Regions from separate parts of the Homo sapiens genome. Here region 2 is linked to region 1. A link is an interaction called in ENCODE POLR2A ChIA-PET data of the cell type or tissue named here. Cell type or tissue: MCF 10A. All regions are shown on one strand. Links, peaks and the distances in the headings refer to the core of each region. The heading gives the core; the rest is flanking DNA. Region 1 has its middle 210 kb from the start of LINC01249. Region 2 has its middle 260 kb from the start of LINC01249.

Region 1 (4,405 bases), core at 176-4,175:
TGTGTTTTAAATAGGGACAATTGGCTCTTTCCTATACCTATAGCCGTGAAAATTAAATTTTCCCTCACTTGATTTGTATGTTTCATATATGTCTCTCTAGGAAGTAAAGCAACTTCCTTACTAAAGAGACATTTTTGTCTCCATCATATGGAAATTACAGATCAATTGTTGATGGGGGGCATGAAACAAAGATTCTGAGCTCACGGTCCACTGATCATTAAGAATGCGTTTGGAAGCCCACCTAGCTTCAGAGCAATTAAGAAGGTTGTAGTGAGCTCACTGCGGAGCGGTGTGGGGGAGGGCTGCACGTCCGTGCCCGGTGGTGCCCTGTGGTACAGAGATGACATTTGCCCCAGGAATATCACTACTTACCAGCAAAAGTAACATCTTAAGGGCAATGTGGTACTATTTTTTCTTCCCAAAAAATTATCTAACCTTTAAAATGTCGCCATTCTAGAAAGTTAGATGTGACAAACAATTTCCACCTACCACAACGATTTCCTTTTGAATGTAAAAGGCCAAAATGATCACAATTCCTCTAAACCTGAAGATAAATATAACATCGTTGTCTGGTTTACCTAAGAATAGAAACAAAAATACAACTAAAATGTTGGATAAATCTGTAAAAAATGCAACTCATGAAACGTCACCAAAGCTTTTCATAACTATATAGACGGATCTAGTTCACTCTACACTGCCTCTAACCAACACCTTGGCAATGTAGGCTATTTTGTAGAGGTCATCATTGTTTTAAAACCAGTACGTTCTCACGTGCTTCAAAGTACTGCAATGTTTTTATTAACTTGAACACAGGAGTAACAAGAATTAATTTTTACTGATGTTTTTCTTTTCAGGACAAAGTGAATCAACACATTTATCTGGTCTTTTATCACATGGAAATACATTTTAAGAAGCTTTACACTAAGATCCTACTTTATGTGTTATCTCCTGGTTAGTCTTCAAAACCTAAAACACTTCTATCCATAATACTGTAAAATTATAACTGAGCATTTTGTAGACCCTAAGGACTGACAATAATACTGCTTTTTACAGAAAGTCCCCATGGTGCTCGCAGGACTATTTAGTACTAAGGGAATCTAGTTCATGCTCTGGGCCAATTCGGGCCCCCTAAGAAGCAGCATCTGAAACAATGCAGTTGTCTTGGTGACACTGCAGGGTCTGAAGCTTGGAAGTGAATCGCAGCTGTCATCCTCAGGACCACATTTCACCATGTCTGATTTCTCTTAGTGGAGTCCAGAGCTGAAGAGGGGATGGGCACTGGGCCTAGTGTGCTGCGTGCATCCTCAACTCTCCCAGGTCCCAGACATTGCTCTCATGCCCATTTTAAAAGTGAGGCAAGTTTGGCTTTGAGAAGTTAAGGGATTTCTAAGTGACCACACTCAAGGCCACATGGATTAGAAATAGTGGCATTAAGTCACATCTGGTGTTCAATGTGACTCCAAAGTCTGAACTATCTTCTTCTTGTTACTGATGAGGGTGGTAGTAGTAGAATCCTTGATGTACTTTTTCGTTTGTTTTATTCTAGTCATAGATAATAAAAAACAAACCATCTACCAGTCTTCTTCTTTAACTAAGCATTTCAGGCAGCTGTTAATTTTTTTAAGAAAATAACCCTAACTTCCTGGCTACAGTTATGTGATGTGGGAGTGAACATTTAATCTAACCTGGGTCAAGTTAAGTTCCAATCCCCAGAAATGTGGGGAAAAAGGAATGAAAAGAAGCAAGTGTAGGGCTGAAAAACAAATAAAAGTAGCTCCTGGAGATCTTTGAATGCTACATGGAGTGCTGTCTTGAGCAGCTTGGATGTTATAAATCTCACGGTAAACTGTGAAAACCCTAAGGTCCCTCAGCGCACTCTCTGTCTATGATATTTATCTTTTAAAAGATTTGGCCTTCTGCACATGCACACATCCAGTAATTCCCAGGTTGACATTTTCTTTTCTCTGATTCTCATAGAGTTTTCTGACCTTTGAGTAACTGCTGGAAAAGAGGCTGCTTATCTGCGACTGTGTGTGTCTCTTAGAATGATGGGGTGTCAGGAAGTGGGATTGGAGGAGCTTCGTCTGCATTAAATCCTTCTAATTTTGGCGCAGAACATGAGTGGAAATTGAGCCATGGTGGCCAATTAGGAGGCGGCCAGCCAGACTCCAGGGACATTTTGTTGAGAGCCATCTTGCAGCCACAGCAGCGGAATGTCATTTCCACGCTGGCGTGCGATTTTGCCTCTTACTCCCAGGGAGAGGTGCAATGAGTGAAGATGAAGAAAGGAAGGAAATACCTTACAGGGAGAAGGGACAGAGAATATACTCAAAGTGACACTGTGCTTCACACAGGCTGAGAGCTCGAGATGCTAGACAAAGAAGAGATCTGCCCTTAAATACATAGGGGCTTTGCTGTCAAAACAATGGTGGAGGCCTCTGTCTTTATAATGCGGTATATGCACAAGAAGTCTTCTGTGCCACCTGAGAATACAACACATTCTTTGCACATACAATCAGCTCTTTGATTGAACGTCCTCTCAGGTGAACCCTAAAGTGATGTAAAGAGGAGGAACAGAATGTGCACACTCAGACTCTACCTTTTTCCAAATGAGTCAACTTGCCAGGATGTTATGAGCAATCTCCTGGCCGTGTTTCCTAAATTACAAAGTTCTCAGTGGCCCCAGGACAATTAAGCTATTCATTATCTTTTTTGCTCTGGTGCACTCAGATGGGTCTCATCACATGACTACCTCTCTGCTGGAAGGCAGGTTAAGCAATGCAGAAGCTTAAGATGTCCTACTGGAAATAACACAAGGTGAGCTTATGAGAGGTAATGAGATAATAATGATTTTGGAGATGGGCAATACAATACCTTGCAGAGATCTACCCATGGGTTGGCAGAGAGTGGGGCCTGTTTGCTCCTTTCACGAAGTAAGTCCTTGGTGGGAAGGACTGCCACTCACTTGGGTCAAGCGTCTTCTGCTAGATGAATTTTAGAATGTGAATTGTTCATTTTTGGTGAGCCTGTTATTAGAACAAGCTCATTTTATTTTTGCTTAAAATTTTTATTTCAGGGTTTTGAGAGAGAATCCATTTCGTAGCTTATCTCAAATTCGATTTGAGTAGGAGCAAAGGTTCTTGCATGACTTGATGGGTTCCCACTTTGGGATGTAGAGATCAATGGCAATGACTGTAGTTATTACTCGAAATATGTCACAAAACAAAGATTTCTAATCATTACGCACTGTAATCAAATGCAAATGATAAAGAGACTGTCATAACCCCACCACCATTTAATACGATAATTTAGAAATACGTTACTTTCAGGATCTTGGAGGAACATGCATACACTTAGATGTGGACATAGCATCTCAGGCAGGATTTTTCACGACAGATGTTTGTATGAATGAGTAACATCATTAATTTCAAGTTAAGATGTTTAAGCTCTTTGAGTGGGAGTGACTGTTTGAAAATGAGTAGCTCTGGTCCCTGTGTATCTGGTATTGGTCACTGGTGTGCTCCAGTGGGACACGAGGTGATGCACTGTCACCAACCAAGAAGTTGATTTAATCCCCGGAGAGAAAGATAGCACCACCAGTATGACCATTACCACCGGAACCAAAAATCCTATTAGTCCTACTAATCTCATCAGCGTCATCAGCATCACCAGCACCACCATCATGCTTGCATTAACAACTACTAGGTACTCATTTTGCTAATGGTTTGCATCCATGATTTACTCCTTCATCAACCTTAGTGTTTCAACGATTATTAATATTCCAATTTTTAAAGTAAGAAAGCCAAAATTCAGATGGATTTACCTGTCTAAGGTCATGCCGCTATTTAATGACACCCAGCCAGAATTTGGGCCCAAAGCAAACGTTTATTCTTTCCTTTATTCTTAATTTTCTAATGCATTTATGGAGCACTTCCTCCATGCCAGGCATTGTCTTACAAACTAGGGATTTGCTAATGAACAAAATGGCAAGACCAAGGCCCTGGTGGAATGGACATTTCAGTGAGTAAAAAAGGTAAGAGACAATGATACAATTGCTCAACACAGTGGGAAGTTGTGAGAGAAAGTGGGGCAAGGAGAAGGTGAGGAGTTGCAGAGAGAGATGAGGATGTCTCAGCACTTTTGTCGCTTTAAGATCCTGTGACCATCGGCCTTCCATAGACCTTCACTTCTTGTTATTGGAATTTCACACAAGGATGGTGAATGTGAGTTGCTGTCACATTCAGCCCTTTTGTTGAAACACATTCCCTCTGAGAGTGACCATCTTTATTTTTAAAGGGAGAAACACTCCTTTTCTTACAAGACCTATTCATATTTCATCACCTCTGTAAAGCGTTTTTCAGAAGTATTCCTTTCTCGTCGTGGAATACGAACGGAGATGTTTGTA
Region 2 (4,405 bases), core at 92-4,091, 52 kb before region 1:
GAGGAAGGGGAGACTATGCCCGTTTGTGTTCTGCGAAGATACACATGAAGGGGTGGTGAAAAATGAAAGCTAGACAGGTTAGCATGATATTATTTTTGTGGAGCTTTAAATATCAGAGTATAAGGTTTAAAATAATCCTATAATTTATGAAGAAAGTCCTGTGGTCTTTCCCTACCCTGCTCCAGGAAATTGGTATGATGCACAGTACTGTGAAACTAAATCTCTGGCAGCTGTGAATGTCTAAAGAAGTATAAGGAACGGAATATGAATGGTGGAAGAGGGGGCGGAACACAGGCAAGATGGATGTGAGAGTGTAAGAGATGTTTTCTGATCTGTTACATCATCCAAAAAGTTATTAGTTTTCCTGGGAAGTTTTCTGGGCAAGAGCAGGCAAAATAAAATGAATTAAACCCCAGTGACAATTAAGTGGGCAGGCTCCCTCCTCATTCAGCATTTTATTGACTCTCTAGATTGAGAATGTCATCAACAAATAAAAAATTCTTGTGAGCTGTAAAATAGTCGGATCTTTCACAGAGCGTTGACAAATTCCCAGGAGATCTCAAATTTCAAGCTGTAACACCACTATTTTACAATTGAAACAGAATTGAACTATAATTCCATACTGCAACCACTCCCACCCCAAGTTAAAGTACCATCATTCTCTTCCCATGAAGAAGATTCCTTTGTAATCCATGGAGGTCTGTAAAGGAAAACCCACACAAGGTAGGATTTCTGTTTTTGAGATTGTGTATTTATTTAGACCATCTATTTCCTGGTCTCGATGTTGCTATAAAGCTCACATTATTGAAATTGGTAGGATGCCCATGAGAATTACTGATTTTCAGCATATATTAGGTGATTCTTCTTTAACCATATTTAAACAGTCAGACATTTCTTGTTTTGACACAATTATTTATTTTTGGTGGATGAGCCACTTCTCTATTACAGAGAACTCAGATTTCTAGTTTGGAAGGCACAGTCATATTCGTTTCTGATCTAGGTTGCATGATTCCCTAGGGCAGCGAGTCATCTCTATGGGACCTTCTTGGTCTTAATATGAAATTTTACAAAACAGGAATAGTGTGTTTTGTTTTAAGTCTCAGTGCTTTCTTAATATCTCTCTTACATCAGTTTTCATCTCCCAGGGTAGGCTCAATCAACCATGAAATCACATATGCTTTAAGTTGAAAAGAGCATTTAGAGGTCACAATATCTAAATCCCCTTAAAAATTTGATATATCTTGCATATCATTTAAGATAGGTACTTACTCTTTCGAAATTTAGGAGTCAACCTGTGTATGGATTTGGGAGTCAGACATATATTGATTCAAATTCCAATTAAGTTGATTATTATCTGTAGGATACCTCCATGACTTCAGTTGCATCCCCTTGAAACAAAGCTGATAATTGTTACATATGAATATTTAGTAATTTATGCACCACACCTGATCTATGCTCCTCCTCCATGCTTCTTCCTCCCACCACACTATTTTTTGCCGTTATCAGATAAACCCACCACAGATTATTAAGTATAGCTGGCCCCAGCCACTAGTGGTGAGTTTTATATTCTTGTAATTTTACATATTTCCAAAAGTAAAAATCATAATTTTGCACAAGAACATGACAATTTCATTGCCACCCCCAGGGCGTGGCTGGGAACAAATTATGAGTTGAGAGTCCAAATTGCCTCTAAAACAAATGATACTGTGGGGACCTGTCTGCCTCCACAAGACTCACTTAAGGCTGCAGGCGTCTTAATAAGTTAGAGGAAAGACTTGTTTACGGGAACACATTTCATCATCAGTGTGCACCATGGATTGCCATCAACCCTTGGAGAGAAGGGCTTGGGACATTTCCACCTGCTGAGTCATACAGTTGCTTCATCGTTATGGTAGCATTTCCTGGAGCTTCCACTGATTTCTAAATAATTCCTCCTAGAAAGCATAGAAAAGAGAAAACCTACAGAAGGATGAAATTTCTTCATCAAAGTATCCTGGAGCTGGGACAGTAGACACAATGAGTATACTCAATTGTCCCAAAGCCACAGTGGCAGCTTCACTTTACGGGAGACTTGTGTGCTCCTGCATACAGTCTGTGAATCTGTGCTTCTGTGGATCGATATTTTCTGAGCTTATGCATGAACTCGCATAGGGAGAAAAGCATCATGACATTTATGAAAGCTAATGCAATATACATGTGAAATTCCCACAAAAGGAAATTAAAATCTAATTTCAGAATTTGATATCCAATGCCTGTCTAAAAACGCAAAAGGCACAACAAATTAAGCTGAAATAATCAACTGCTGCCTGAAATCATTGATTTGAATCACACAGAACACATAATTGTCTCAATTGAATAAAGTCGCAATCCAAAACAATCCAGTTTTAATAACGAGGCATTTTAAATGAGTCACAATTATAAAGGCCCAGCTGCGACTGTATTCACCCTTAGATGAGAATATAATCTTCTGTCTCTAGCAAAAAGCAATTTTGTTTATCCTTTCCTGGTGCAACAGAAATAATAGGGATTTTAACAGGATCAATCTGTAGTAACTTTTATAGATTGCAAAGCATCTTCGTAATCATCATGATTTAATATCTGTAGCTATTAGTTTTTTCACTAACCTGAGAAGTACAATACTGGTACTAGACAAAATTGGAAATTTTACATCCAACATCCAACTTTGCTAGTATCTGAAGAGATAGAAAAGGTCTTGCTTAAAGCCAGGGTTGTTAATATGTGTACTGGAAGAGATCTCATTTTAGAGCATGGCTTCATGGAAATGGCAATTTTTTGTGTCCAGGCAAAACTGGGTGCAGACTCAGACTCTATCAATTATTAATAGGTAGTTTAGGACCTTGGATAAATTACCTAACCTCTATGAATTGGTTTGCAAAGCTGGAAAAAGGATGAAGACAACATCTACAAAATAGCATCCCACATAGTGTTAATTACATGAAAGATGCGCAAAACTTACTTATTTTTCTAAATTAACCTATAAGCTCTTTTTTTCCTCTGTATTACTAACACTTAGCAATGCCTGTAAGAGATCATGCTCATTACTTATGTTTTGAAATAAATTATACAAATGGAAAAACAAAGGTTATAGATATCATCTGTTGGTCCCCAAATACCAGGAGACTAGAACTCAGTGTTCTAATACTGGGATTGCACCCTTGCCCGAATGACATATCCTGTGAGTCATTAAGCCAGGGGCCTTAGGAAACGTGATTACAACCACTTTTCATTTGGAAAATAGTAGGAGAGAAGACAGACCTCTTTTATGCGGAATATAGATGGTGAATTCAAGGTGAGAAAAACTTGCCAGAATTTGCAGATATAGTTCCAGAACATAGGTTTGAAGAGCACCATATCTCAAAGACAGTAACTCTTCATAGACTTTAATCTTCATGGCAAATTTTGGGAGATGGCTGTGTCCCCACCCAAATCTCATCTTGAATTGTAGCTCCCATAATTGCCACCTGTTGTAGGAATAGCCCAGTGGGAGGTAATTAGATCATGGGGGCTGGCCTTTTCCGGTGCTTTTCCCATGATAGTGAATAATTCTCATGAGATCTGATGTTTTTAAAAAGGGGAGTTTCCCTACACAATCTCTTTTGCCTGCTGCCGTGTAAGATGTGACTTTGCTCCTTATTCACCTTCCGCCATGATTGTGAGGCCTCATCAGCCATGTGGAACTGTGAGTGAATTAAACCTCTTTCATTTATAAATTACCCAGTCTTAGGTATGTCTTTATTAGCAGAGTAAGAACAGACTAATACAGATGATGTGTACAAGGGCAGCCCTGGTTAGGCAGGGGCCATCAGTTTCAAGATGAGCCCTATAGCCCTACCATACAAGGGGTGCTATGAAATCCTACCTGTGCGGGAAAGACGACTTCATTTATGGATGGTAACCAGATAACGTTCTGCCAGCCACTATGAGACAGGCAGAAATCCTTACACTTAAGGTAATTTTTTTTTCAAAGGAAAAAGCCAATGAATTCATAAGAGTAAGATGTGTATAAAATTTATGTTTTTGGCCAGGTGCAGTGGCTCATGCCTGTAATCCCAGCACTTTGGGAGGCCGAGGCGGGCAGATCACAAGATCAGGAGATCGAGACTATCCTGGCTAACACAGTGGTGAAACCCCGTCTCTACTAAAAATACAAAAAAATTAGCCAGGCGTGGTGGTGGGCACCTGTAGTCCCAGCTACTCAGGAGGCTGAGGCAGGAGAATAGTGTAAACCCAGGAGGCAGAGGTTGCAGTGAGGCGAGATCATGCCACTGCACTCCAGCCTGGTAGACAGAAGGAGATTCCATCTCAAAAAAAAAATTGTTTTTGTTGTTTTCTCTGCATTGTTTCTCATTTATATTTCAAGTAATTTAATTATTAACCGCAAAAG

What was found. Peaks named below come from ENCODE experiments on the same cell type or tissue, not always from the same donor. Only the 100,000 strongest peaks of a DNase experiment are listed, where the experiment ranks them.
Region 2: POLR2A ChIA-PET joins it to region 1 with 11 read pairs; 1 of 35 experiments calls an interaction of 5 or more read pairs at or near these places.

The regions. Positions count from the first base shown.
Region 1 is chr2:4,860,459-4,864,863 of GRCh38, reverse strand. No RefSeq gene overlaps it. Among named protein-coding and RNA genes, the nearest start is that of LINC01249, 210 kb to the right of the region's middle. In MCF 10A, for the core only: no CTCF peak of the experiment used is centred there; a DNase peak (open chromatin) is centred at 2,663.
Region 2 is chr2:4,912,158-4,916,562 of GRCh38, reverse strand. No RefSeq gene overlaps it. Among named protein-coding and RNA genes, the nearest start is that of LINC01249, 260 kb to the right of the region's middle. In MCF 10A, for the core only: no CTCF peak of the experiment used is centred there; DNase peaks (open chromatin) are centred at 1,842 and 3,182.